2 separate regions of the Homo sapiens genome follow, and region 2 is linked to region 1. Evidence: chromatin loops called from intact Hi-C (ENCODE). Cell type or tissue: heart left ventricle. All regions are shown on one strand. Each heading gives the region's core, and the rest is flanking DNA. Links, peaks and the distances in the headings are about the cores only.

Region 1 (15,438 bases), core at 3,887-8,886:
GGCTGGGTGCAGCAGCTCATGCTGGTAATCCCAGCACTTTGGGAGGCCGAGGCAGGAGGATTGCTTGAGCCCAGGAGTTCAAGACCAGCCTGGGTAACATACTGAGACCTGTCTCTCCAAAAAAAAAAAAAAGCCAGGCGTGGTGGTGCACACCTGTAGTCCTAGCTACTGGGGAGGCTGAGGTGGGAGGATTGCTTGAGCCCTGGAGGTCAAGGCCTCAGTGAGCTGTGATTGCACCACTGCACTCCAGCCTGGGCAACAGAGCAAGACCCAGTTTCAAAAGTAAGTAAATAAATAAAGAGTCTCATCATGCTAAGGGACTGATCTGTTTTGGCTCCTGACAGCAAGACCAGTACTTACGAACTTGTAGACAGTCTTCATGGCCGGATTTGCTTTGGTCTTTACAGTATTCAGAATTGCTCCACTTCCTTTCTATAATAAAAATGTCAATTAGCAATTTGGGCTGAAGACAGAGTCATCCAACACCAACAAAGACTGCTTCTCTTCAATCGAGTTAAGCAACATTTCAAAGGTATGTAAATGCACATCGAGAAATAGGCCTGGATGATAACTGGTCCCTGCCAGTCAGTTATGGTCATGACAGAAGGACTCTCGGTGGGAGCTGTGGGTGGGTGTGTATGGACTGGGGATGAGGAGTGTGAATTGATGGAAGGAGACTCTAGACTCAGTGCTCTGCTTGGCACCTGTTCCCTGGCTGGAGGGAACTGCATCACAGGCTGCCTAAGGCAAGGGCTTCCCTATGGGCATCTGTGGCTTTTCAAGATATTCTAGTTACCACGGATGACACTCAGGTAAGTTTAATAACCGTGGACTCCATAGCTGACACCAAGCCGGGGCAGAAAGTGGGGCCCTGATCAGCCAGGATCGTTGGGAAATACATTGCCCTCACCGTGCAACTTCCTTTTCTTTCCTTGGTTTTCTGTGGTGTTTTTTTAAATCTCTCTGGTAGGCTGCCTTCCTTAACATCTAAATCTTGAAAAAAGGAAAGAATGAATAGCCACAAATGTTCACCATGGCTTTAGTTAAATCCAACACAGCAATTTCTCGCTCACTTTCTTTAGGAGCAAAAGTGGGAGGAAGGAGGAGGGAAGGCCTTCCCGCTCCTAAAAGAGGCAGTGGAGGGACCTGAAGTGCACAGGGCACGTTTTCATAGCTGTCCGTGAATCCATTTCTCAGTCTCATCCCTGCAGACACGTCGTGAGGGTTCTGAAGACACCAGGCCAAGGGAGGCCTGATCTCTGCCTTCCAAAACCTCCAGCTGGAGAGGCAGGACAGCACAGTAAATAATTACAACAGCGTGTGATGACGGCTGTAATGGCTGTGTGCACAGGGAGCGTGGAGACTTGGAAGATCAGGGAAGGCCTTGGAGGATGAAACACTGGACCTGGTCCATGAAGGATAAATAGGAGTTGATGTAGGAGACGGGAGGAGAACATTCTAGGGACAGGAAATAGCACAAAAAAGAAAGTGCAGAAGCTGAAAAGCCATGGCGTATGCTGTAACAAGTGGCTGCTGTACTGCGCCATGACACACTCCCATGAGTGTATCATCAGAGAAGCATTAACTGAGGCTGGGAGGCCAGATGGGGCCAGCTCGTGAAGGGCCCGGAATGCCAGGCTAAGGGGTCTACACTACAGAGCGTTTTTAATCAAATTCATCACAGAATCAGGTCTGTGGTGGTTTAAAAAAACTGATTCGTATGGAGAGAGGCTGGAACCAGTGGGTACCTAAGAGAATAAGATACAGTAATGTAATTATCGGTCTTAACTTTTAGCACAATTTTTGGTAACTGCCCACATTAGAAATTTTGAGCTTTAATTAAAAACATTACAATTTGACCTAGAAAGCATTCTATGTTGTAGGACAATGGGAAATTTTCACCCACTCATTTATTCCATACTGCTTTCCAAAATTACTCAGTATCCCATTTAAATGGTCCTTTGGAGTATTGAAACTCCCTTTATCAATCAATCAACAAGTCCTTATTACTCCTCTCTGATTTGCCAAGTGCTGTGTTTGGCCATACAAGAGGAACAAAGGAAGTCTTTCATGAAGGAATTGCTTACTCTCCGCCAACTGCAGCCACTTCCAAGGGACTCGCCTGGCAGCAGTGCACTGACGCATTAGCAGGAGGGAACACTTATCACTTGATGCTGGAGTTGCCTGCTTCGTGCCCGCCTCCCCAGCAAGACAGGGAGCTCCCCCAGGGCAGGGCCTGTACCCTGCTCCCTGCTGCATCCCCAGTACCCAGCAGGGTGCCTGGCACACAGTAGGCCTTCAGGACACCTCAATTATAAACTGATGGAAGGGAAAGGCAAGATTTCGAATTCTTTAGAGACGTTGGAAGCCCTATGCCCCTGGCTCCTGACACATCAAGACACCTCACAACAACAGTCAACCTCCCAGTGATGTGTTCCCCATCTTCCCAGGAGCTTTGCTGTGAAAGAGGTTACACAGCAGCAATTTTTGGTTTGCCCATGATCATGACAATTGCTCTGGCCCTAGAAGGAGAACCCCCCGAATGCTCTAAGACAGCAACATTCCATTCAGCTCTCCTTGGCTGGTTTCCTGCAGAGGAGGAAGCCTCTCATGCCTTTTTCAGCCCCCACCAAGTGATGGCTTTGGACAATCCCACCCTTCTAGTCTCCATCTGGCATGAGAAGAGCCTGGCTTTACAAACAAAGGCATCTCCAGCAGAGAGAATGGAGTGCTCCAGGATGGAAGGGGAAGCACAGGGAAGCGGAAGGCTGCCAGGAAGCTAAGGAGGGAGTCCAGGGGGCTCTGAATTGGGTGCATGCTTACCCGGACAGTGGAGAGCCACTGATGGTACAGTTTGTCACTGCCTGGGGAAAGAGAATTCAGAGAAGCTGTCACTTAAAGAGGTGATTTGTCCTTGGGAGTCCTTAAAATTGCTTTTTTTTTTTTTTTTGAGATGGAGTCTCACGCTGTCTCCCAGACTGGAGTGCAGTGGTGCGATCTCAGCTCCTGGGTTCAAGCAATTCTCCTGCCTCAGTCTCCCGGATTACAGGTGCCCGCCACCACACCTGGCTAATTTTTGTATTTTTACTAGAGACGGGGTTTCACCATGTTGGCCAGGCTGGTCTCGAACTCCTGACCTCAAGTGATCCACCCGCCTTGGCCTCCCAAAGTGCTGGGATTACAGTCGTGAGCCACCACGCTTGGCCGAAATTGCTTTCAGCATTCAGGACTTGGAGAACCCGGTGGAGGGTCCCATGTCCTGTTCTTAAAGGAGGCGGCAGCGAGTCACTGCCAGAGGGTTTCCTTCTCAAACAGAGCTGATCATGCAGTACCCTGACTGCAAACTCAGCAGCCACCTCACTGCCTGCTGGCTGGAGGTCAGGCTCCGAGGCAGCCGTGCCACTCTCCTCCAGTCGCGCCTCACGGCCTCTCCATCCTGTGCTGCTGTGATGCTGCACCACCTTATGTCCCACCACGGGGAACTACTTAAGGGACCACGGGGTCCATAAACCAGCATCCTCGCAGGCCTGCAGGCCCTTGCAAATGCCGCTCCCTTGCCTAGTCACCACGCCCTACTCTCTCTGCTTAGTAAACTTGACAGCTCAGATGTGATGTCCTCTGGAGGCTTCTCCTTCCTCTGAACAGCCCTCGGGAATAGGTAACAGCCACTGAGACATCCGTACTCTGGGAAGTACTGTGAGGGGCACCAGAACAGGAACCCCCAGGGCTGTGTGTCCCATTGAAAGGACCCTGCTGGACACACATTGAACCCTCGGAGAGTGAGACAGAAAGAAAATGGATGTGCTGTTGGTAAACTCTGTTCATTTTAAATGGTGGGTCTTAACCTACTGAATAAGTGAGCTCAGTTTAACAACACCTAAAGCCTTTCTTCCTGGAACTCACATGCAACCGTTAGAACACAACTCCAGCCCAGCCTCCTTTGTCAAGCCCTCACATTACACAGCGAGGATTAACACAGCCCTAGTCTAACCGCAGCGAAATGCGTTTCTACTCCTTTTCCTGAATTGGTTTAATTTCTGATTGTCTTTAGTCATGCATTTCTCTCTCCTACCTAACACTCCTTGAGGGCAGAACTGGGTCCTCCGCTTTTTACTCTATGGGGCTCTGGACCTAGCAGGTGTTCAGGAAATGCTTATCAGTGACTGGCTATTGCTGTTTGTAGACTTCATGGTGATTTTCTTAACTGTGCTCTCCATGCAGCACAGGCTGGGAGGGCCTGCAATGTTTATAGGTGTATACTGTGCCTTGCTCTGTGAGCTTACAAACTGCCAATTGGATTATCACAGTAGTCCAGAATAGACACACACCCAGCAATAAAAGGGGGCCAGCAGCATGGGCACACACCCAGCAATAAAAGGGGGCCAGCAGCATGGGTATTATTTTGCATCTGGTTTTGCCTTCGCTGCCAAAGACTGAGGCGATGGGATTTGGAAAGAAGGTCAGACTGGGATTCAGGAGGTAGACTCAGCCACCAACACCTCTCTGGGCCTTAGATGCCTCCTCTGAAAAATGAGAAGACAAGACCTTCAGTTCTTCAGATCTGCAGGGACCAGGCACTCAACAATAATTTGTCATATTTTAAAGAAACAGGGCTGGGTATGGTGGCTCACACACCTGTAATCCCAGCACTTTGAGAGGCTGAGGCAGGTGGATCACCTGAGGTCAGGAGTTTGAGACCAGCCTGACCAACATGGCGAAACCCTGTCTCTACTAAAATACAAAAATTAGCTGGGCGTGGTGACACGTGCCTGTAATCCCAGCTACTCAGGAGTCTGAGGTGGGAGAATCACTTGAACCTGAGAGGCAGAGGTTGCAGCAGTGAGCCGAGATCGTGCCACTGCACCCCAGCCTGGACAACAGAACAAGACTCTGTCTCAAAAACAACAACAATAACAACAAAAAAAACTTACTGCACACAGTCCCCATGCCAGGAACTGTCCTGGATGACTGCACAAACCTTTCCTCATGTACTCTGATTTAATCTCAACAGGAATCCTGTGAGGTGGGACACGGTACGTACTCTCAGGACATGGATAGGAACTTTAGCTACAGAAGGGGAAATGACTCAACCAGGGTCTTGCAGCTTGTGAGGAGGCAGAGTCCTAACTTGAATCCAGGCCTCCTAACTGAATACTGCATGTGCTTCCCAGTGGACCACGCTGGCTACTACTTTAACTAGACTTTGTCTACACAGGGGAAGCAACTGATCCTAGGCTGGGCGACTTCATATGGGCCAGGGTGCATTTTGTCAGAAAACAAAGAGGAATTCTTCAAACATTTCAAGGCCAAGCTTGAAAGCAGTCTCTTCCTAAGCCCCAATAAAGGAAAAGCAAGTCACTGCCACTCCTTGTCAAATATGCCCTAAATGATAGCAGCCTGCAGCCCCGGAAGGAAAATGAGTTGCTTCTCACCAGCGTACTCGCCCATGTTGATTTCCTCTTCAAAAACATCACTGAAACCTTCGCCGGAATTGAGAAGATCTAATCGACCATCAATAAACTATAGAAAGAAGGAACAAAAGCACAACAGCTCGTACAAAGAAAAGGGGGAAAAACCATTCAGCTGGGCACCTTACTGTATCCAAGGTAGGAGTTTTCAAAAAGTAAGGTTCAACAGGCAAGTTTCTTTCTAAAATACCGGCTGCATATTTATGATAACTTGGAAAACCACACGGCAGATTTGCAAAGGGTCTGTCTGGTCAGTGACTGCTCTCTTCATCCAATCCCCCTCCCCTGAGCCTCTTTTGCCTGGGGCCTGAGTCCCATCCATGCCTGCGGCCTCAGTACTTAGAGTGGAGACAGCTGCAGAAATCCCCGCCAGGGAGCCAGACCCAGGCCAGACCAGGGAGGGAGGCACCTGCTTGAAGAGCTGCAGCTGTGTGGCGTTCTGCAGGAACTGCCTCATGGCTCCGGAGCGGTAGTGGGACACGAAGGCTTCCTCACAGAAAGTGATCGGCTCCTCCTGGGAAGTGCAGAGGGGAGAGGTGGGTCAGTGGCACGGAGCAAGAGCCATCAGTTTTGAAATTCCTATTTGCAGAGTTTCTCCATCTGCTATTTTTTTTCTTTTCCTTTTTTTTTTTTTTGAGATGGAGTCTCACTCTGTCACCCAGGCTGGAGTACAGTGGTGCCATCTTGGCTCAGTGCAACCTCTGCCTCCCGAGTTCAAGCGATTCTCCTGCCTCAGCCTCCCGGGTAGCTGGGATTACAGCTGCCCCCCACCACAAGTGGCTAATTTTTGTAGTTTTAGTAGAGATGAGGTTTCACCATGTTGGTCAGGCTGGTCTCGAACTCCTGAACTCAAGTGATCCACCCATCTTGGCCTTCCAAAGTGCTGGGATTACAGGTGTGAGCCACCGTGCCTGGCCCCCATCTGCTAACTTTTCTAACCCTCTGATAGTTAGAAATAGCTAACTATTTCTAACTATCTATTATCTAATAATAGAAATATCTAACTATTTCTAACTAGCTAATAGTGAAGTAGCTATTATCAAGAAATTCATTTTCTTTTATGGATGAGGAAGCTGTTTCAGAGAGGAAGAGTCATCCCGCAAAGTCACAGAGAGGGTAGAAGGCAGAGCAGGAACCAACAGTCAGATTCTACACCCCACATCCCCTTCCGTACCCCAAGGGCTATTTAGGGAGACATGCCCTCCAATGTGAAGATTTCTAAACTTTTCACTTTTTTCACTTTTAGCAGCGGAACCCTTTATTCAGATAGGATTTTATGCAGAAGCAGCCCTGCTAGGCCAGGCGCGGTGGCTCATGCCTGTAATCCCAGCATTTTGGGAGGCCAAGGCAGGTGGATCACCTGAGGTTGGGAGTATAAGACCAGGCTGACCAACCTGCAGAAACCCCGTCTCTACTGAAAATACAAAATTAGCCGGGTGTGGTGGTGCATGTCTGTAATCCCAGTTACTTAGGAAAGCTGAGGCAGGAGAATCGCTTGAACCTGGAGGCAGAGGTTGCGGTGAGCCAAGATCATGCCACTGCACTCCAGCCTAGGCAATAAGAGCAAAACTCCGTCTCAAAACAAACAAACAAACAAACAAAAAAACAAAACAAAAAAACAAAAACCCAAAAATGAGCTGAGCCAAGTGTGTTGGCAGGTGCCTGTAAGCCCAGCTACTTGGGAGGCTGAGGAGAGAATTGCTTGAACCTGGGAGGCAGAGGTTGCAGTGAACTGAGATGGCGCCATTGCACTCCAGCCTGGGCAACAGAGTGAGACTCCATCTCAGAAAAAAATAAGATTTTATACAGAAGGAACCCTGTTACCTGAGTTCCATAATGCAGAGATCAGCTGCTCTGGAGGACCTGGGGGTAGAGCAGGGGTGCTGGCTGGGTTCTCCAGGCTTGGCCACCTCCTCATCCCCCAACATCCCAGGCATCTTTGCAGTCCCTAGGCCACTGGCTGTGGGACATACTTTGAAAACCATTTACACAGTGACCTTAAACAATAGCAAACTGAAATTTTAAAATAATTAAAGAACGGGGATGATCAAAAATAAAATATACTATCCAATCGATTTTATGCTTATGCTGTTTGATAAGCAAGTTTGCTTTTACCAAACCATGTTTTATGAGTCAAGAAGACGATACCCTGAGTTAAAAAAAAAAAAATCCTATCCGTATAGAGCTAACACCTCACTTTTTCTTTGAACATGTTTGGAGTGCTTATCTACACAGACAAGTCTTTAATTTCAGCGGTGTATTCTCAATTCTGAAAGATCAGACTTTCAGATCTTGAGCTGAATTAAGGGTAACACCCCACCCCCCAGCCCTGGTAGCAAACACAGAGATGTTTGAAGCTCCACTTTTATACTATTTTAATGAGTTGCATGAGTGTTAAATTTACTGTCGAGCTTCCGTAAGTTCTAAGAGTTCTTCCTGCTTAAATCTAGCCAATATTAACTCAGAAGCTGGGCAGACTTATTGCACAAGGGCTGTGAGGATGACCCAAAAATATTAGGGTAAGGAGAATATTTATTTTTATACAGTTACACCCTACCTAATTTTACAAAGGATCTGAGGCAGCTTATATGAGCATCTAAAACAACAAAGAAAAACATCAGGGCTGCCAAATACATAGATATATAAAAAGTATTTGTTTGGGAAAAAAGTAGCTGGGTATGTATGTCCTATGTGGCATCTAAGTTAAGTTACAAAATTAGCTCTGAGCTTCCTGGCTGCTGGAGCAAGAAGGAAAACAATGCAAACTTTATTTTGTGTACGAGAAAAAAACCCCACACTAGTTCCTTGGGAAAAATAGCTTTATGTGCCATTTATTACTTTGGCATGGGTTTACATCTTCCTTGCTCAACAGCTGAGAAACCAGCTAGTGATAACTAACACAAGCTCAGCTAGAATTCCATTCCTGTGGCTTGGAAGTTTTGTTCTCACTCTTGGGACCAGAGCAGGGCAATTAATTCTCTCTCCAGGTGATCTCATCCATGCACACAGCATCACTCATCCACTGATGACTCCTGACAAATCCTGGCAGCTCAGACACCTTTCCGAAGCTCTATACCCATCCATCTCAACCTCCACCTGATGGCCTGCTGGCGTCTCAAACTCAAAATAGCCTGAAACTTCCAATTACTATCCCATCAAGACTGCGCCCCAAATCTATTTTTTTCTTAACTGTCATTATCCACAGTTACCCACAGTGGACCTATCAGACTTTCTAACTCCTTCCTATTTTACCTGTGAATTGTCTCACGCTCACCCCCGGCTCTCCATCTACGCCTACCTTGGCGTAGGCCTGGACAGGCTTAAACCACGGTGGAGGTTTAACTCCACACTCCTCTCCTGTTTCGTCCCTCTTCTACTCCAGCTCTTCTGGCTAGAGTGCTTTCTAAAATGCAAATTAGACCACATCACTATCCTACTCAGGAACTCTGCATAGATGTTACCTTTGTGCGATTATTTGACTAATGTCTCTTTTTCCCACTAGACTATATGCTTCACGCAGGCCGGAATGGTGTCTGTTTTGTTCAACATTGTGCACCTGGCAACATATGTGGCACACACAAGGGCCCAATAGGGGTGAGGAAAGGGAGAGCTCCTTAACCAGCAAACGCACCCTCCCAAAGCTGACCCTGGCTTCCTTTCCTAGAGTCCTTCTGTGTCACTTTGCCTCTGCTCTTCCACATACCTCATGCTCCAAACGCATCCCATGATCACACACCACATCCTTCCTTCCTCACCTTCTTCATTGCTTTTGCCAGTTCTATTCCTTCTGCCTGGACTGTCCTCCTGACACATGCAGGCCTCTGAGTGGCAGTCACTCATCCCAGTGCCGTGTGCACTCCTGGGTGCTGGGATAGTCTTCACTGGTATCCCCTCTCACCAGGAGCTCAAGGGGCCAGAGGCTGAACTCATCTCTGTACGCCCCAGGAAGAGCCCAGCCCCTAATCAGAAGCTCAGGGATGCTGGTTAAAGAACCACGAAATGAGTTGAACCCTGCTTCCAGCCACAGGAGCCTTGTGTGGTCTCAGTGTGTCTCTGACACTGTTTGGCCTGATGGTAAAGAGGTCTCAGAGCTCGATGCCAGGCAAGTGGCACCCATGCACAGGGAGTTGAGCTGCTCCAAGGAAATGCTCACTGAAGTGGCTGGCAGTCACTCCTGGAGCTTTGGCTCAGGGTTGCCAGGAAGAAGTCTGCTGAGGGCCCGATACATTCAAGAGAGTTTGCAACCAGATTCGTAGATGAGGTAGTCTGAGGCAGAATTTAGCTGCAGGAGAGCAGAAAGAATCTCGCCTTTGGGGAGACATAAACATTTTGGGCCTGTTGTGTGCTCACGGGAGGTGATATCCCCCGGACAAGATGTCTGCGCCCTAAAAATGCAACAGGACATGGGCATGGAAGGGAAAGAGTCAGGGGAAATGTGACAAGGGGCTTTTTCTGAAAAGAGCTTAAAGAACAGCATCAGATGTGTGAATTAGACATGGGAAGAAAGTCTATCACATGGTGTAGTGTTACCAGGGTGGGGTGGGGTGGGGGGTAAAGTGTCCACAGGAGTCCAAAGAGGAAACGGCAAATTCTCCAGGGCGGCAGGTCAGAAAACATGATAAGTGGACACTTCGGCTGCGCCTGGAAGGGTGAATAGGACTTAGGTGAGCAAATCCTGTCTGTTCAGGGCCCAACTCTTCTATCTTAATCCTGCTGCAAGGCAGTGACGTTGTCACCCAGAACCATGCATAAAGGTCTGAATGGCACCAGGCACAGAGGGCTCTTTTCCCTGGAGCAACTCACCTTGTAAGACAAAGGCAATAATCATAGTTTAACTCTCTGTGAGGCACAGTGCTACGCACTTCACAACTCTTTTTAACATTCTGGAAACTTTCATGAAGTCGAAATTACACTCAAATTTTACAGAGGAATAACTGAGGTAAAGACATCTGCCCAGGTGACAGGATTCAGACATTGCAGAGTCAGGGTTAACAGCTGGTGGCTTCCCAAACCCAGGTGTGCAGCATGCATGTGGTCTACTGCAGGCCTGGCTTCTCCCTGCAGCCTCAGTCCTAAATGCTTGCCCTGAGACCTCCCTGGACAGGAGAGTTCTCTTTAAAATTGGAACCCTGGCCAGGCACGGTGGCTCACGTCTGTAATCTCAGCAATTTGGGAGGCTGAGGTGGGCGGATCACCTGTGGTCAGGAGTTCGAGACCAGCTTGATCAACATGGTGAAACCCTGTCTCTACTAAAAATACAAAAATTAGCTGGGCGTGTTGGCGCACGCCTGTAACCCCAGCTACTTGGGAGGCTGAGGCAGGAGAATCACTTGAACCCGGGAGGCGGAGGTTGCAGTCAGCCAAGATCACACCATTGCACTCCAGCCTGGGCAACAAGAGTGAAACTCCATCTCAAAAAATAAAAACAACAAAAAAAATAAAATTGGAACCCTTTAGGTTCTCCTGCACACAAAGCACCAGCCCTTCAGTGACAAACAGCTCCTGGGAGTAAACAAACCGCTGTCAAGGCTCTTTCTGCCACAGGCCCAAGGTGAGGTGCCAAGCCACTCCCACCAGCTCGTCCACCTGCGTCCTGCAAGTAAAAATGGCGGCCCCCACTCCATTGTGCATGGAGAAGAGTAAGGCAAGGTGTCTCATTATTCTCCCCTGAAGTGCTGATTTAGTTCTACGAGGCTGATTAAGCCCTTTGTCTTCTTAGGTGACATTCTAGGTGCTGGGGCTACTGGCTGATAGCAGTGTTAATTCAGGGAATTCAGGCCGTGAGTGTTCAAGCTTAGATCACATTAGCAGAGTTTTCCAAGTATGACCTGAAGGACAGTAAAACACAGCTGCTTAACCCTGTCGAGAACTTTGTTACAAAAAGACAAGTTTTACTCCTGGATTATCTTCTTGACATATGGAATCCATCGGAAACACTATCATTAATAAGTTGAATCCTTGTTAACAGGTAAAATTGGTGATTTCAAAGGTTTTTGATACTTCCAGAAATAAATGACTCTATCCACAGCATTGCTGATATTTTTATTGGCATAAAAATAAAATCTCTCATCAGATTTTTCAGCAAGTTTCCTTGTTCTGAAGACCCATAGAGTATTACATTCTTCTTTTACTGATTTAATTTTTATCAAAATTCTATGTGCACATTTATGAGATTCTTATGAGAAATGGAAAGAATCTCAGACCTCTTTATGGACCTTGCTTAACATTTAAAAGAGTTAATGTCGGCCAGGAGTAGTGGTTCACGCCTGTAATCCTGGCACTTTGGGAGGCTGAGGTGGGCGGATCAACTGATGTCAGGAGTTCAAGACCAGCCTGGCCAACATGGTGAAACCCCATCTCTACAAAAATACAAAAATTAGCCAGGCATAATGGCAGGTGCCTGTAATCCCAAATACTTGGGAGGCTGAGGCAGGAGAATCACTTGAACTCGGGAGGCAGAGGTTGCAGTGAGCCCAGATCACACCATTGCACTCCAGCCTGGGAGACAGAGCGAGACTCCAGCTCAAAAAAAAAAAAAAATTAAAAATAAAAAAACAAATAATAATAAAAAGAGCTGATGCCTGCTGGGCTTCATACCTAGGTGATGGGTTGATAGGTATAGCAAACCACCATGGCACATGTTTACCTGTGTAATAAACCTGTACATCTTGCACATGTACCCCATAACTTAAAAACAATAAAATACAAATTAAAATTAAGAAAACACATACTTTTGGAAGATCCATCCACACACCCAAACATTTTTAAAGCACTTACTATGGTCTAGGCTCTGTGTTAGGGGAATGCAAACACGAATAAAATAGAGTTGGTACAAACAGTAATAACTAAATGAGGGATGAGAAGTGGATGAAAATATAGATAATGTAAGAATGGCAGAACATTATGTTCATAGCAGCTCTACTCACATCAGCCAAAAGATGGAAGCAACCCAAGGGTTCATCTGTGGAGGAGCGGATAAACAAAGTGTGGCATATACACACAAGGGAATATTATTCAGCCCTAAAAAGTAAGAGATCTGATACATGCTGTAACATAAAGGAATCTTGAAGACATTACGTGAAGTGAAATAAGCCAGTCGCAAATAGATCAACGCTGCATGGTTCCACTTGTATGAGGTACCTAGGGTAGTCAAACTCACAGAGACAGAAAGAATGGTGCTTGCCAGTAGCTGGGGCAGGGGGAAGGGTGAGTTTTTTAATGGGTACTGAGTTTCGGTTTCGCCAGACAAAAAAACTTCTGGAGATGGAACAATGTGAATATACTTAATGCCACTAAACTGTGCACTTAAAAATAGTTAAGATGGCAAATTTTATGTATATTTAAGGACAATCAAAATTTTTAATTAAAACTTTTTTTTTAACTTAAAAAATAGAATAATGGAATATTTATAGCAGTGGAAGCTGGGAGATGGGTTCACTGACTTTGTATAAGTTTGAAATTTTCCATAATAAAAAGTTAAAAAGGCCGGGCACAATGGCTCATGCCTGTAATCCCAGCACTGTGGGAGGCCGAGGCAGGCGAATTGTCTGAGGTCAGGAGTTTGAGACCAGCCTGGCCAACATGACAAAAACCCATTTCTACTAAAAATACAAAAAAAAAAAAAAAAAAAAAAAAATTAGCCAGGCGTGGTGGTGCAAACCTGTAGTCCCAGCTACTCAGCCAGCTACTCGAGAGGCTGAGGCAGGAGAATCGCTTGAACCCGGGAGGTGGAGGTTGCAGTGAGCCAACATTGTGGCACTGCACTCCAGCCTGGGCAACAGAGCAAGACTACGTCTCAAAAAAAAGAAAAAAAAAACATTAAAAAGAAAAGCTCCTGTATCAAAGAATCCTGTCTAGTTCAGGGAGCAAATAACAACAGTACAGTGTGACAGCTAGCACACCAGAGGGCTGGTTTTTGTCTTTGATTTTTTTTTTTTTTTTTTTTTTTGGTAGAGGCATCTGTATGGAAACTTAAAACTCTGTTTCTATTTGATCAATTTAGATGACACAACATGGTGGAGTGAGAATGTGGCTTGGGTGGAAAGACCTGCATTTGAACCTTGACCCTGACTGTACTAGCTATGTGCTCTTAGGTGACTAACTTGTCCCTCCTCGTCTGTGACAATTATACAATGCCAACCTACCTCACAGGGTTGCTTTGAAGAGTAAAACAGATGATAAACAAATAGATTCTTTCACAATAGACTTTCAACAAATAACTGTTTCCCCTGAGGGTGGAGATTGGGTCTTACCAGGGCTGGCAACATAATATGCAAGACCAAATATAAAATAAATATGCAGGAAAAAAGTGCTGTTAAAATATAGAAGTGCCGAACTAAAATATAAACCTTTTTTCTTTTATGGTGTCTTTTTAGACCTATCATGATGCTTTTAAATGTACTATTTAATGTCATTATAAGAAAAAATAAAAATGTAAATTATATTGGCATGAACTTTGTCATTTAGCTTGGCCTTGTGCAATGCCAGTTTTAAATGCTAACTCATATGTACAATTGTATTTTATAGCTTGTACATGCATTTATACATTTGTATTTTGTTCTCATCAGACAGTGGAAACACTGCACAAAACTAACGCCATTGTTTTTATTTCTTTTTTTCTTTTTTAATTTTTTTAGAGATGGAGTCTCGCTCTGTCACCCAGGCTGGAGTGCAGTGGCGCGATCTCGGCTCACTACAAGCTCCACCTCAGGTTCACACCATTCTCCTGCCTCAGCCTCCTGAGTAGCTGGGACTACAGGCGCCAGCCACCACACCCGGCTAATTTTTGTATTTTCAGTAGAGGTGAGGTTTCACCATGTTAGCCAGGATGGTCTCCATCTCCTAACCTCATGATCCTCTTGCCTCAGCCTCCCAAAATGCTGGGATTACAAGCATGAGCCACCGTGCCTGCCTTTTTATTTATTTATTTTTTTTGAGACAGAGTCTACCTCTTTCTCCCAGGCAAGAGAGCAGCGATGTGATCTCTGCTCACTGCAACCTCTGCCTCCTGGGTTCAAGTGATTATCCTGCCTCAGCCTCCTGAGTAGCTGGGATTACAGGCACCTGCCACCACACCCAGCTAATTTTTGCATTTTTCATAGAGATAGGTTTTCACCATGTTGGTCAGGCTGGTCTCAAACTGACCTCAAGTGATCCACCTGCCTCGGCCTCCCAAAGTGCTGGGATGACAGGCGTGAGCCACTGCACCTGGCCTATTTCACTTCTTGCTATCTGCACATTCTCTATCTATCTCCAGCTTACTGATGAGAAAGGTAAAGGAACCATGGTTGTTTTATCTTTGCCTTTCCTTCTATGTCATCATTTTCAGGATAAATGGTTGGCTAAGTACAAAGTAACATAAATAAGAAATATGATAGGTTTCCTTGGTCATTCATGTTTCTTAGAACATCACAGGCTGAGTGGGGAGGATCTCTTGAGCCCAGGAGTTTGAGACCAGCCTGGGCAACACAGAGAGACCCCGTCTAGACCCCATCTCTTAAAAAAAAAAAAAAAACTAGCCGGGCTTGGCTAGTGGCTCAAGTCTGTCATGCCAGCTACTCAGGACGCTGAGGCAGGAAGAAGTCTCGAGCCCAGGGCGTCAAGCCTGCAGTGAGCCGTGATCACACCACTGCACTTCAGCCTGGGTGACAGAGCAAGACGTCTCAGGAAAAAAACCCAAAAAAACAAAAACAAAACAAAACAAAACAAAACAAAAAAACATTATTGCCTTCTTTCTGTATTTGAAGCAAGTTCTGGTTCTAATGGAAAGTGTGGCCTCTTGGGGCTGTCAGACATGGACATGTTTACTTTGTGAGCACGTAGAGTCCTGCTGAATGTCCCCACATCCTGGGTCCACTGGAATTTGGTGCTGCAGGCACTAGAAAATTGTATGGGGTTGGGATGGCGAGGCCCCATGGAGACACATGTTCTGTGCGTGTCTCCTTTGCCAATGTCCTTACTCTACTGTCCC
Region 2 (15,438 bases), core at 3,700-8,699, 47 kb after region 1:
AGTACAGTGGCGTGATCTCGGCTCATTGCAATCTCCACTTCCTGGGTTAAAGTGATTCTCCCACCTCAGCCTCTCCAGTAGCTGGGATTACAGGCACACACCCCCATGCCTGGCTAGTTTTTGTATTTTTAGTAGAGACAGGGTTTCACCATGTTGGCCAGGCTGGTCTTGAACTCCTGACCTCAAGTGATCTGCCCACCTTGGCCTCCTAAAGTGCTGGGATTACAGGCATGAGCCACTGTGCCCCGCCTTTTTAAAAAAATCTTTTCTTTTTTGTTTGAGACTGAGTTTCACTCTGTTGCCCAGACTGGAGTGCAGTGTCGTGATCTTGGCTCACTGCAAGCTCCACCTCCCAGGTTCAAGCTATTCTCCCGCCTCAGCCTCCCGAGTAGCTGGGATTACAGGCACACGCCACCACGCCTGGCTACTTTTTGTATTTTTAGTAGAGAGGGGGTTTCACCACGTTGGCCAGACTGGTCTTGAACTCCTGACCTCAGGCGATCCACCCGCCTCGGCCTCCCAAAGTGCTGGGATTACAGGCGTGAGCCAGCACGCTCGGCCTCACTTAGCCATTCTCTCAATACTTGATTTCCTCATCTGAATTATAGGAAAAAGACCAGAATATCATAAAGGGTTGTGGGGAGGAGCTAATGTACTTAGCAAATGGCATATGGTACACGGCAGTATTGCTTACTTTTCCCCCAGCCCTTGCTGAGCACCAGGCAGCGCTCTCATCACTTTATATATATTAACTCAACCCTCACAACAACCCCAAGAGGTAGAGATGATTACAATTCCCATTTTGTATGACGAGACAAAGCACAAAGATATTAAAAACTTACCAAGGACACTAAGGGCTGGCAGTTGGAGCCTGCAATTTACCGCCAAACCCACACACTTCACCACCATCTTCTCCTGCTTACGGCAGATGGTTATGACAGTGGTGTTGATGTTGGAAATTCATCCTTCAAGGCTCAGCTCAGGCATCTTTCAGGGAAGTGCTGCCGAGCAACCTCTCTGCTGGCTGAGCTGGCTGCTCCCACAGCTCTTCCGGCTCACAGCAAACGCTCCTGACTCCTCTACCTGTCTATGCGCACCTGGCAAGCAGGATCTGGTCCTCTCCTCTCTGTACGCTTGGCACCCAGCACAGAGCGAGCATCCTGCCACTGCCGAATGAATCGATGAGCAAGGAAGCATGGGCTCCCTTCACACTGGGCAAAGGAAAGCCCTATACCCCTTTGGGCCAGTCTACATAGGGGTTTAATTACTATCTAAAGATAACTAGTGAGTACTGGCCTTAATACCTAGGTGATGAAATGATCTGTGCAACAAACTTTCACATGTACCCCTCAACCTAAAATAAAAGTTAAGAAAAGTCTAAAAGTCACTTATTTTTTCCCAGGTTCCATCGTTTGAACTATTTTAAATGAAGCAGGCCACCTGGATATGCCATGATCTTTGTCTCAAAATGAACAAACACTTGTAAATGTCATTCAGAGAAGACAGATACAAAAGCCCTTCATAGGCCACCACGTCTCAGGATTCCAATCACATCAGCTTGGCAGATAGGGTGGAATTAGATTTTTCTTAAAAGGAAACTGAGGCAACAAGGGTACCGATTTCAAGCTGTCAATGTGTTCTGCTATTGTTCTGAAGTGAATCTTCAATATTCAGTCCAAGAAAGAAAAATGAACTTGTCAGGCATTTCCCCCCTTCACTGTCTGGTCTATGAACTCCTACTCATCCCTTAAAACCCACTGTTGACATAACACCTGTGAAGCCTATCCTGCTCTCTCAAATGGAGTTAATCTCTCCCCCTTCTGGGTCACTTGAACAGGCTTCTATTTGCACTTAACACCTGCACTGAGAGTTCTCCGCACGCCTCTCCCTCTTAGCATGAAGGGCAAAGACAGTGTTCTGTTCACTCATGTTTCTAGCTCAGTGCCAGGATGAGGGTAGGAGCTCAGTAACACACAATGAATTGAATGCAAAAACGCTGTCACACAAAGACAGAACCATACTCAAATCTGGGTGTTTCATCTCCAGTATCAAGGGCAGGATCTAACCAGTGGGCTCAACTTAGCTCAGAGTGCTAGAGGGTTGCTGCATCAAAAATAATGTCTACTAACTTTCTTTTTTGTCCAATTTTTAAACTGTGTTAAGATACATATAGCATAAAATTTACTGCCGATTATTTTTAAGTGTACGGTTAGTTCAGTGATATTACATGCATTCATACTATTGTGTAACCATTATCACCATCTATCTCCAGAACTCTTTTCATCTTGTAAAACTGAAATTCTGTAGGCCTGAAATAATAACTCCCCATTTCCCTCTCCTCCCAGCACCTGGCAACCACCTGTCCACTGTCTGTCTCTATGATTTTGACTACGTTCCTCGTACAAGTAGAATCATATACTATTCGTTCTTCTGTGACTGGCTAAATGTATGTAGCATAATGTCCTCCAGGTTCATCCATGGTGTAGCATGTGTCAGAATTTCCTCTCTTTTTAAGGCTGTGTAATATTCCATTATTTGTATATACCACATTTTGTTATCCACTCATCTGTGGATGGACACCTGGGTTGCTTCCACATTTTAGCTATTGTGAATAGTGCTGCTCTGAACATGGGTACCAAATATAACATGGGTATACAGATATCTCTTTGAGACCCTCCTTGCTTTCAATTCCTTTGGGTATATATTCAGTAGTGAAACTGCAGGATCATATGGCGACTGTATTTTTAGTTTTTTGAGGAACCATCATACTGTTTTCCACAGCAGCCATACAATTTTACATTCCCATCAACAGTACCCAAAGGTTCTGTGACGGTTAATACTGAGTGTCAACTTGATTGAATTGAAAGATGCAAAGTATTGATCCTGGGTGTGTCTGTGAGGGTGTTGTCAAAAACCATTAACATTTGAGTCAGTGGGCTGGGGAAGGCAGATCCACCCTTAATCTGGTGGGCACCATCTAATCAGCTGCCAGTGAATATAAAGCAGGCAGGAAAACGTGAAAAGGAGAGATGGGCCTAGCCTCCCAGCCTACATCTTTCTCTCGTGCTAGATTGTTTCCTAGCCTTGAAGATCAGACTCCAAGTTCTTCAGTTTTGGGACTCAGACTGGCTCTCCTTGCTCCTCAGCTTGCAAACAGCCTATCGTGGGACCTTGTGATAGTGTAAGTTAATACTTAATAAACTCCCCTTTATATATATATATCTCTCCTATTGGTTCTGTCCCTCTAGATAACCCTAATACAGGCTCCATATCTCTATCTCTATCTCCTATTAGTTCTGTCCCTTTAGAGAACCCTGACTATAATACAGGCTCCATATCTATATATCTATATCTACATATATATCTCCTGTTAGTTCTGTCCCTCTAGAGAACCCTGACTAATACAGGCTCCATATCTCTATCTCCTGTTAGTTCTGTCCCTCTAGAGAACCCTGACTATAATACAGGCTCCATATATCTATATCTATATCTACATCTATATCTACATATGTATGTCCTGTTAGTTCTGTCCCTCTAGAGAACCCTAATACAGGTTCTAATTTCTGAGTCCTTTTTAACACTTGTTATTTTCTGCTTTTTTAACAGTAGCCATCTTAATGGGTGTGAGGTGGTATCTCATTGTCATTCTGATTTGATTTCCTGAATGATTAGTGATGAACATATGCTTATTGGCCATTTGTACATTTTCTTTGGAGAAATATCGAGTCAGGTCTTTTGCCTATGTTTGAATCAGTTGTTTGTTCTTCTGTTGTTGAGTTTTAGGAATTCTCTATATAGTCTGGATGTTAATCCCTTACTAGATATATGCTTTAAAAACATTTTCACCCATTCTGTGGGTTACCTTTTTAAGCTGTTGACATTGTCTTTTTGATAGACAAAATTTTTAAGTTTTCATGAAGTCCAATTTGTCTAGTTTTTCTTTCGTAGCCTGTGCCTTTGGTGTCATAGCCAAGAAGCCATTGCTAAAACCAGTGTCGTGAAGCTTTTGCCCAATGTTTTCTTCCACAGGTTTTCATAGTTTTAGGTCTTAAATTTAGGTCTTGATCTATTTTGAGCCCACTAACTTTCTAACATGGCTACAGAGAAACATTTCTGAGCAACATGAATAACTTTCTAAAAATTATTTAGGGGGAGTAGTGAGCAGACAGACTGAAGCTCAGTTCCCAGCTTTGCAAGATCTAGCCGTGACCATGGCTGCTATGATGAAGCCTTAGTTTGCTCATTGATTTAGCAGGGATAATACCACTCACCTCTTAGGCTTTTTGGGGAGAGTACATTAAATATCATTATGTCAGGTGCTTCACATAATACCTGGCAGGTGGTCAGTGCTTTGAGATGGAGGTTATCTACGGCATGCTATCTACAGAAGCGCAGTGTTAAGATGATGGACTTAGGAGTTAGTCAGATGGATTTGAGACCTGAATATCAGCCATGTGACCTTGGCATAGTCAACTACTCTCTTTATGCCTCTGTCTCCTTATTCATCAAAGTGGAACAACAGCAATATCTTTTTAGATGGTTTCAAGGAATAGCTGGGAGTGTATTTAAGAGTACTTCGCACAGCCCCTGGCACTGGTATGCCCTCAACAAATGGCTTCAAAGAGCCATGGAAATCTTTAACATCAGTCTTCATCTTCTGCCTGCAACCTCTTAACACTCAGCCCATTTCTGTAACAGCCACCAATGTTATCTATGAGCTCTTGAAAGGCTGCCAGGCAGATGACTTTAAATAGCAGCATCTGGCCAGTCTTGAGCTCATCGGACTCACGTAAAACTCACATATCAGCATTGAGAAGGTATAGATTACATTCAGAGGAGATTCTCCTTGAAATGTACCCTGAAAAACTTCAAGTGCAACTAGCTGTCTAATGCCTGATACTTTCTGATACTATGACATCCTCCCTTCCCTTTTCCCACCCCTGTAGGCCAGCATAGTCTTTCTAAAATGCTGATTGGATTCTGTGTTTCTAATGACTAGAGCTCCAGTGCATCTCCCCATCACCAACAGGTCTTCTGCCTCAGGAGGGCTTGATGGTCAATGAGTCTGAGACACACTGGGTTAAGCCAAGTTCAGTCTGGGCAATGGCTGAGGGTCCTGTCGGGTCTTTATCGTTCCCTGTGTGCTTCTGACAGGGGAACTGAGTCATCTGTACTCCCAGGGTCTTGGCTCTTTTTATTCAAAGAATACCCATTTCTACCAGTTTGAAAAACATTGGCCATACTCCTTTGAAAGGAACTTCTATGATTCTGAGGTTTTTCACAAGCCTTCCTTTCTGGTTTTATCGTTCTCTTTGCTTCTTTCTCAGCCCACTTCCATGCTGCAAGCACACAGAAATGATCATTTTGCCCCAGTAGGCTGTGCCGTCTATTCTTGAGCATTTCAGCCTGGAATGAGTTGCCCTTCGCCATCTGGTGAAACTGCACTCGCCCTTCGAGGTCCCGCCAAAATATCCCCTCCTCTGGGACACCTGCCCCTCACCTCATCTCACCTACCCTACCCTGTTGTACTTTAACAAGGGATGACTTCTTGACTCTCTTTTCACCCCCACTGGGAGGTAAGCTCCTGGAAGGCAGGACCATGAATGGTTTGTCTTTGTATACCTGACACTAGGCCTGCACGGGATGCATGCTTATAACATTGACCAAATGCTCACAGAACATCAGAAGGAGCCACTGGAAAATGACAGAGTGTTTTTAAGTCTGATTTAAATGTCTTAGGTTTTATACAGTTAAAAAATTTTTCATTTCTCAGAATATAAATCCTTAGCATCTGACTACAAATTCTTAGTGGATTTCAGAACATCATGTACTTTCTGCTCTACTGAATACAGAATCTGAGGGAGGCAGAGCCATGGGTCTTTGGAGACCTGCTGACCCCGTGCTGTCATTTTAAAGACGAAGAAACTGAAGCCCAGAGAAGAGAGGCGCTCAGGCAGGGCCGGCACTCCTGATGCCCAGGCCAGCAGTTCCCTACAGCTCTGTGGACTACCAAGGCAGTTCTTCAGGGGCATGGAGGTGACCAATCAGGGCCTCACAATCCAAATGCCTCCCCATGCCTAGCTAAGCTGAAGAGAACTTCTCCATAATGACACCAACATGTTCTGCTTGGTAATTATGGACCCAACAGTCACGATGAACCACAGCACATACAGAAAAGACTACAAGAAAGCGGCGACAGCATGACACAAGAACCCACCCCCCTTGTAAAAGAAGAGTTTTGCTGGTGTTCACTCTTAATGTTAAATAATGAAGTCTTTAGACAGTCACATATTTCTGCAAGATAACTCTGAAGGAACTCCGTGATAATTTGGCATCAATACCCAACTTATGTTACCTAACATATTTTAGCAGCTACAACTCCCTGCGTGAGATATTCTATATGGACAGATCTATGGTGATTGGTAAATTACAATATGTACAAGTACAAATGCTTCTAGGAAATGGGGCTTTATGTAAATATGTGATATTTTGTACAGAATCCATGCTACTTACTTACATACACAGGTTGCTATAGTGGAGATGTAAACAGATATACCTTGGAGAAGATAATGTTTGTCTTTAAAGTGACTTGGGCTTATTTCTTCTTTAAACAATGGATTGCGAAGTGGGATTCACAAGCACCCTCCACATTTTGAGGCATGTAGGCAACATAGCTTTAAAAGAGTTAACATATCCCTACCAGAAGTCCTAACAAATTGAATCTTATTTAATTAGATATTGTATTTGGGGGGAAAAATGAAATAAAATTATTTCATTAACTAAACCAAACTCCCTTAAAGGCAACAATATGTTCCTCTCTGTCAGGACAGAATGGAATGAAATCTTTATTTTAATTGGGGTCAGATGAGGAGCCATTTGGCTTCAGATGCTTTGTTTATCAGCCCTGAGCTTTATGGCTGAACCGGAACGTGAAATATTCCATTACACAACCGTTCCACTTAAAAGCCCACTTTCCCAATGATTTTTCATATGTTAAATGCTGTAAATATAGCCCAAACTAGCTTTGAAATTTAGAAATAGAATATTTAAAGGTCCCCCAGCGACACGAGGCTCTCGGATGGCCTTGGGTCAGAGATGCTATTTCTTCTCTTCAACAACGTGGCCTCCCTTAGACAAGTGCCCTGTGATCAAGAGGAGCAGGCTAGCAATGCCATCCTCTGTGCCGCTGCTCCTCAACGTGAGTGAGTGTGCCCCCTTCATGCGCCTGAGCCGAAAGTTTCCAGAAATGATAAGCATTCACCAAACACCTCCGAGAGCCCACACAGTATGGTGATTAAGAGCAAGGACTTTGGAGCTAGACATTTTGCATTACAATTCTGACCTTAATGCTTCCTAGCTGTGTTACCTTGGGCAAATCAATTAACTTTTCTGTGCTTTAGTTTTTTCATCTGCACAACAGAAAAAATAATATTATTTACCTCACAGGGTGGTTGTGAGGATTAAATGAGTAATATGTATAAAGTGCTTTAATTAGTGCCCCGCACGGAGTAAGCACTATTTAAGAATTATTGGCCAGGCAGTGGCTCACGCCTGTAATCCCAGAACTTTGGGTGGCCGAAGTGGGCGGATCACTAGGTCAAGAGATCGAGACCATCCTGGGCAACATGGTGAAACCTTGTCTCTACTAAAAATACAAACATTAGCTGGGCATGGTGGCGTGCACCTGTAGTCCCAGCTACTTGGGAGGCTGAGGCAGGAAAATCAATTGAACCAGGGAGGCGGAGGTTGCAGTGAGCCGAGATCGTGCCATTGCACTCCAGCCTGGTGACAGAGTGAGACTCTGTCTCAAAAAAAAAAAAAAAAAAAAAAAAGAATTATTACTATGATGATTATTAATAAGTGTATCCACATTTATCCTCATAACAACTTACAGAGATTAGGGTAATTATGACTGTTTCACAAACGAGGAAATAGGCTCAGAGAGATTAAATTACCTGTACAGGGTCACATAGCCAGAAAGTCACAGGAGTGGGGTTGAACCCAGGTTTGTCTTCAGTCCAGGGTTCTTCCCACCAAAAGATGTTGCTTTGAGGGCAAACAGAATAAACACATATTCAAGCTTCAGAACCCAGAGATGGCTCAAAATTTCCTTATGCTCTTTCAAAAAAAGGCTGGGCACAGTGGCTTAACGCCTATAATCACAGCACTTTGGGATGCTGAGGCAGGCAGATAACTTGAGGTCAGGAGTTTGAGACCAGCCTGGCCAACATGGTGAAACTCAGTCTCTACTAAAAACAATACAAAAATTAGCTGGGCATGGTGGCACGTGCCTGTAATCCCAGCTACTTGGGAGGCTGAGGCACGAGAATAGCTTGAACCTGGGAGATGGGGGTTGCAGTGAGCTAAGATTGTACCATTGCACTCCAGCCTGGGCGACAGAGTGAGACTCCGTCTCAAAAAGACAAAGAAAGAAAGAAAGAAAAGAAACATAATATTTTTACACGGGTAACTGTGCTAAGAGGAACAAGGTTGTTGTAACCACTACTGTTTTTCTTATGAGATCTAGAACTTCTGGCCAAAAAGGAATTCTAAATAGATCTTATTATATACAAAAGGATGACCTAAGTCATCTGATGTAGTAAATGATCTGAATTTTAAAGTTTGCATCTTTATAATCACTGAGGCTAACAATAGTTATAATTAGCAGACCAACTCATTCATTAGGCAGTTATGTGCAAGGTTCTAGGCTGAGAGCCCTTCCAGATATGTGAGATTACAAGTTCTCCCTCCCAAGTAGACTAAAGCAGAAAATTTTAACATAAGAATTACTTTTTGCTGGGCACAGTGGCTCACGCCTGTAATCCCAGCACTTTGGGAGGCCGAGGGGGGCAGCTCGCTTAAACCCAGGAGTTTGAGACCAGTCTGGGCAACATAGCGGGACCCTCATCTCTTAAAAAAAAAAAAAAAGAAAATTAGCCAGGCGTGGTTGCAGACTCCTGCAGCCCTCAGCTACTTGGGGGGCTGAGGCTGTAGTGAGCCATGATCAGGCCACTGCACTGCAGCCTGGGCAATGGGAGTGAGAACCTATCTCAAAATAAATAAATAAATAAATAAATAAATAAATATTTTTTGTCTTAAAATTACTAGTGTTCAGAGAGTTAAAAGACAGTTTCCATTGCTACTGTGAAGCTTTGACTTTATTCAGTTCCTCTTAAAATGCATTGACTCAGAAAACAACTTGCTTTTTATCTTTCAAGTTCTAGCATCAAAATCCATCTAGAGTTTCAGTATTCTTTTTCAAGCACATCGGCGATGGGTTAATGGTGACATTATCTGACAGCTCCCAGATAACACAGGCAAAGAGAGATGGGACTCATCAAGAAACACCGCCTCAGCTAGACTTAGTAAGTCCAGAGCCAGTGTTATACAAGACAAGGCTCCTAAAATGAAACTGGAAAAGTAGCAAAAGTTTTGGCAAAAAGCACATTTTTAACTTTCGTTTTTGGTGATGACAACGGGATCATATTGTCCGGACCTGATAGGACAGAGTCAAATTCCACTGTGTCTTTGCCATTTGCATTCATACATGCTTACAGAAAATACAGCCATTTTAAATTAAATGCATTATTCATGGTTCGTAAATTCTAAGACGACACCCATGAAGATATCTCTAAGCATTTTCCCATCTTCTGTGAAATGTGCTGTTCTAGAAACTGTAATAAAATGAGCTGTTTCTGCAACTTCACAGCAGGTATTTTGATTTGATGATAATCACTTTTCTTTACAATTTTCTTGTAATTGTGCCATGATCTTTTGACAAATAAAAAAAGACAAGTGGACATCCACATGTGTGTAATTCGCTAATTGCACATCTTCAGTGAGGAAAAATGCTTGTTTTAAAAGTTATTCTCTTAACCACAGAGTTCAAAGTGAACGTGGCATGAACATCTAAATAAATATCAAGGAAGTGTCAAAGGTAACTGAGGAGAGATCAGGTGAAGTGTGAAGTGTTAATTGTATCTAAAAAAAAGTATAAAAGAATAGAGGGAAAAGACAGATATACTGAATTCCCAATTATCATAATGTTGTCTTTTTCCTAACACATTTTCAAACTTGAAAAGAACACTGAAGCCAGAGGAATTCAGAGCAGAGTACCCCCGGCTGTGTCCTCCAAATATCTCACACTCTGTGTGCACACAGTTTATTTAAATACAAAATAAAATTATGACTTACAAAATGCACATGTACGTCACCATACAAAATCAGCCTCTAGAAGGCACCGTGAAGGAATGGAACATGAAACGAAGAAGGAAAGAAAGAGAGAGGAAGAGGCCCTGTGCCTCTGCTTGATCTGATATACTAGGGGCACTGTCTTAAAGGTGAGTAGGGGATGGCTCACATGATCATCCTCACACTCAAACACAAGCCCGTACACACAGAGCAGCTGCAAAATTAAGATGGCTCATGGATACTGAATGTACTGTGGACAAATTTTGGCTCTGAGGGAAAAGAAGCGAGGCAAACAAGACTTCGCAGAAGACGTTCTCACCAACAGAAAGCACGAGATGGGACACCTGGCTTTCCTGGACAGTACATGGAGTTGGAGAGTCAGACAGGTCTGTCTTCTAAATTGCCACTTGCTAGCTGACTAAGCCTGTCTGAACCTCAGGTTCTGTAAAGAGCGAGGAGAAATACTGGGAAGGGCTGCTGGGAGCATTAGGGGTCACGTAGCATAGCGTCTTACACAGGAGAGGTGCTCTTGCACCATCTTCCTTTATGGCCTCGTTTTTGAGCCTTCTCTCTGGGTCACAGATGGATGGCACATCCCCAGTGAACATGCAAGAAAGGTCACTTGCATTTTCAGTCCTTTACTACTCTTGGGTGGCACCAAGCAAGCCCCTCAAATTATAGAAGAGCCTGAACATGAGATGAGAGCTTTCCAATTCTCCAGCTCCAGGCCAGACTTTCCTCCTGAACTGCAAGACCTGTTCTATCCATTGTATGCTGGATGCTTACACTTGGAGGACCCACATGTTTCTCAAACTCCACACTCCAATCCTGAACACTTCTTTCCCCCACCCTTTGGCCTGCTGCATTCTTGACCTCAGGCAAGGAAATCTCCACTGACTGACTCATTGGATTCTATGACCAGGGTCATCTCCAATGCCTCTATCTCCTTCTCCTTATTTCTGAGAAGTTGCCTACCTCAGATGAACCTACCTGTAAGGTGTCGACAAGACATCTCTGCCTCCTCATGCCTTGTCATTCCTCTCCTGGACGAGAAAGCTGTCCCCTTCAAAGACTTGGCTCAAAAATACAGAGTAATGTCCTATGACTGCACTGCCCGCCATGGCCCCAGCAGTGCGGCCTGCCCTGTGAGTCGCGCCTTCCCACTTCTCTGCTGTAGCCCAGGAAAACACAGTCGCTACACAACCTCCTCCTCATCTCTCACCACCGTGGAGTTCCTCAAAGGCAGAGATGACCTCTTATTGATCCTTGTGCTCCTTGTATTACCCCAGAGCTGGACCCAGAGTGGGTGTCTAGGCAAGTGGGTTGAACCTGTTGATTACATCTTTATACATGTTATGCGGTCATATGAACTCATCTGATAAAGGGAAATACACAATAGAATGATCAGTGTGAGCACACAAGGACACATCCCCAACTGTGTCCCATCACAACAGGATACAGAGGGGAAACATTTGTGTGGCACTTTCCATTTTAAGCAGCATGTATGCACCTGCCATTTTTTGTGAATAGCAGCCACATGAGATGGGCAGAGAAGGGACTGGTGTTCCCATTCTACAGGTGAGGAAGTTTGGAGGAGGAAAGTGACCTGTATGGGGGCACACAGCACAGGTGGTAGAGTGAGATGTGACCCAGGCCTTTTAGACTCCATACCACAGGCCATCCCCTGCCATGTCACTCTCTGCAACTAGAAATGCAGAAGCCTCAGTTCCTGCTCACAGTTCAGCCAAAGGTACCCACTGCTTCCAAGGATAGGAGATGTGGCCTTGAGGCTTTCTTAACACAGAAGGTGGAGGAGCAGAAAGGGGATGCTTTACACTAAAATAAGAAAACATTCCTAAAAACAGGAGCATTTCAAAGATGGAAAGGTTGCTTCAGAAGGAAGTAAGTTCCCTGGCACCAGAGGTATGCAAGAGAAGCTGGAAAGCCTCATGGGAGGATGTTGTAGGGGAGACTCGAGCATGGAATAGGCAATAAGGCCACACAATCCTTCCAGTCTTGGGATTCTCAGATGCAAAATGTTGCTTAGGAAAACACTGTGACCTCAGAACAGGCCCAGAAGCAGGCTGTGCAGAGGCCAGCTACATTCCCCTCCTTCTTCTGATTCCCAAACCTCCATGCATCCCTCAAGGCCCCAGATATCCCCACTCCTAGGAAGACTTCCCAGAGTCCCTCTCTGGGTAGGGACTTCTGCCATGCTTCCACAGTCCTATGCAGGTAACTCTTCAGTTAAGGGCTCAGATGTCTGAGGCCTTCGAACTTGGGCTCCAGTCCTGGCTCTGGCATCAGAAGGGTGGCTTTGGGGAAGCTACTTCACTGTCCTGAGCCTAGGCTATGGTGAGGATCTGAGGGCTAACACAGCGGGGGTGCTAGGTGCCATGTCAGGCACAGAGTCAGTGCTCAGGAAGCACCTGCTGCCACAGTGCACAGTGCAGTTGCCTGTTGCACGGGACTAGACTGTGCTGGGAACAAGAAGCATGTCCGATTTAACTCAGAATCCCTGTCTCATCCCCAGCACAGGGCTGAGGACAGCAGCTGCTCGGTCACTGTTGGCTGAGGATGGTGAAGTTAGCAATCAACTGACCACCATAGCAGCAGCACAAGGCCTGGCTTCAGGGCTGGACACTTATGAGCTCTGAATGCCAGAAAAAATCATCTCATATTTCCACTACTCAGTTTCTCCCATTGAAAAACGTGACTGATGCTAGTATTTGCACCCCCACCCACTTCCAGTTTGCCGTGAGCATTACAGAAGGCTTTGTGAACCACAGAGTGCCAAGCCAACAACAGCTACTGAATGTTGCAGCGCCAGGCGGGAATGGGGACAGGAGAGACAGAAGAGCTGCAGCCCAGCTTGGCTGGGGGTTGCAGGGATTGTCTGTGGTCCAGTGTCCCTTGGCTCCCAAAACAAAACCCAGCAGTTATCAGGGTCTCGTGACTTGAGGGTCTCCACTCTGCTTACATGTGGAAGCCGTGTGCAGTCAATCACAAGGGGAACCAAAATCAGAGAGGAAAATGACAAAGGGAGAGAGGAGAAGAATACAGAGGATCGAGTAGGTCACCGTGTTCCTGGAAACTAAAAGCTCCAAACAAGAACCAGCAGAATGGCAAAAAGGCAAACAGGTGATCAAAGGCAAAAGAACAAAATGCAGGCCAGGAAGTCAGTGCCAAAGAATTGATTAGTCAAACATATGAATCTCTCATGCTGCAGCGGAAATATCACAGCCCCGGCTCCTCACTGTGGAGCCCTCTCCTCATAATAGGAGATATGAAGAGGCCGGGGAATAAAGCAACTTTCATTTTTCCTCCGTGAATGCAGAGGGCCAGGCCCCATGAGGACCTCGCCTTGTGCTGGCTTCGAGGGGGAGCGTGGCCCCTGGCCATGGGAGTGGGGTGCGACTGAATGGGCTGGCACTCGGCTCACTTCACTTGAAAGCTCCGAGGCCTCTATAGATGCAGGTCTCGGGCAAGAACAGCATCCTGGGACTTGGACTTGGAGATTCAAATGAGGAGAGGTGAGTGTCCTCCTCAGCATCGTGGGGACTAGAGTTCCTTCGCGGCACTTTTCAGTGCTCCTTCCTGCTGCACGGTCCCACTGGCTATTCTGCAGCCAGCACTGACAGAGCGTCACAGACCTCCCCAAAGCAGGAGCCAGAAGCCTAGTGGCATGGATGCAACTGGAAGCTTCTCGAATATGTGGGGTGGGCATGTGCATAAGTTTGGCTGGCCGCCTTAAAGAACTGAAGGTGACTTGGGACAGTGGAAGGAGGGGCAGATTTGGAGTCAGCAGACACTGGTTCAAATACCAGCTTTGCTGGTAATGGTTGAAATTCCTCTACCTCTCTGAGTCTCAGTTTCCTAAGCTGGAAAATGGGGATAATAATACGTGCCCTTAAGGGCTGCTGTGAGGATTAAATTAAATGAGATGTGAGGGTGTCTGAAAGCGTGTCTGCCTCACAGATGTGCAACTCAGGTAAAAGACATGCTACCATATCTTAAAACAGTCTCAGAATTCTGGAAGCCAGAAAAAGAGATACATAACCTGTAGCTCTTCTCTGAATATGCTATAGGAATGTGGATCGTTCAAGTTGATTACTACCGAAATGTCATTCAAGGCCTGTTTACCTGTTGGCCCTTCTTCTCCGGAGTCCGGTGAGGTGGCCATGGCCTGACCTCTGGGTGGAAGGGCTCCTCTGTTGACTGTGATTCTCAGGGCAGCCCGGTCCTCCTTGTTCACCCCACACCCACACGAGAATCAGCCTGGCACACTGAATGGAGCTCAGGCTTCAGAGCCAGAGACTGAGATTGGAAGCCCCAGCCTCCCACTGACTCACTGTGATAAAAGGTCTGTTTCTAAGTCCTCTTTATACGTCGGATGCATGTTACTCAAACTTTCAAGTAAGAAACACTTTTTAGGGTGGGTCCCAGAGGACAGGTGAGATCCTACAGAACCGAGGCACTGGAATTTTCTCTACAGACTTGAGTGCTATCCTTTAATTTTCTCAGTTGAGATCGGCACATCTTTCCCTGGTTGCTAAGAGGACACACCAAGGCCCAGGGTCTGAGGACGCCAGAGCGGGAAGAGCCGCTGGGTGTCATACAATCCATCTCTTCCTTTCACTGCTGGAAGCACTGAGGACCAAAAGAGGGATTGGAAGAACTGCTTTGGGTTGATGCTGCCCTGTTCTGGGCCCAAAGACAGCATCATACCAAGACTTGCTCTTGATGACTGACAGGAAGCAGCTAGCCAGGCACTTGACAGACAGGCTGGGCTGGTCAATCCAGATGGATTTACTGCAACTAACAGAAAAATGACTGTGCAGAACAGTGTCACATACCCTTTTGATCATGTCCTGCACTGCCCACTATGATGTCTGCTTCAGGTAGATCTTAAATGAGAACTTAAAAGCTTTCTCCCCTCCTAACTGGAGCCTGCCCAACATGGATCCCCAAAGGCTTAACTGTTTGCAAAGTGCTGGTCACCAGATTAGAACATGAGGGAAGAGTTTTTATTAAAAACAGAATTCCCTCCCCAAGTCCAAAAGTCACTGGAAAGGTTGGGCAAGGTAGGGTTCTATTTTGAGGTGTGTGTGTGTGTGTGTGTGTGTGTGTGTGTATGTGTGTGTGTCTGTGTGTGTGTCCATGACACCCAGCATGGGGTGTCTCAGCCTAAGGTGGGTGACTAAGGTATCTGTTTGGGTCATGGACCCAACATGCTTATCAGACCTT

Evidence for each region. A loop is a pair of places that touch in the nucleus more often than their neighbours do. Peaks named below come from ENCODE experiments on the same cell type or tissue, not always from the same donor. Only the 100,000 strongest peaks of a DNase experiment are listed, where the experiment ranks them.
Region 2: it touches region 1 in a loop (2.6-fold over the local background); 2 of 110 quality-filtered maps call a loop at or near these places.

Annotation. Positions count from the first base shown.
Region 1 is chr9:123,451,916-123,467,353 of GRCh38, forward strand. It overlaps DENND1A (DENN domain containing 1A), which reads right to left. Exons shown (of 24, transcript NM_001352964.2): 14 at 5,878-5,982; 15 at 5,433-5,520; 16 at 2,824-2,864; 17 at 361-432. Among named protein-coding and RNA genes, the nearest start is that of MIR7150, 26 kb to the right of the region's middle. In heart left ventricle, for the core only: no CTCF peak of the experiment used is centred there; a DNase peak (open chromatin) is centred at 5,886.
Region 2 is chr9:123,498,773-123,514,210 of GRCh38, forward strand. All of the region lies in intron 13 of DENND1A (DENN domain containing 1A), which reads right to left. Among named protein-coding and RNA genes, the nearest start is that of MIR7150, 21 kb to the left of the region's middle. In heart left ventricle, for the core only: no CTCF peak of the experiment used is centred there; no DNase peak of the experiment used is centred there.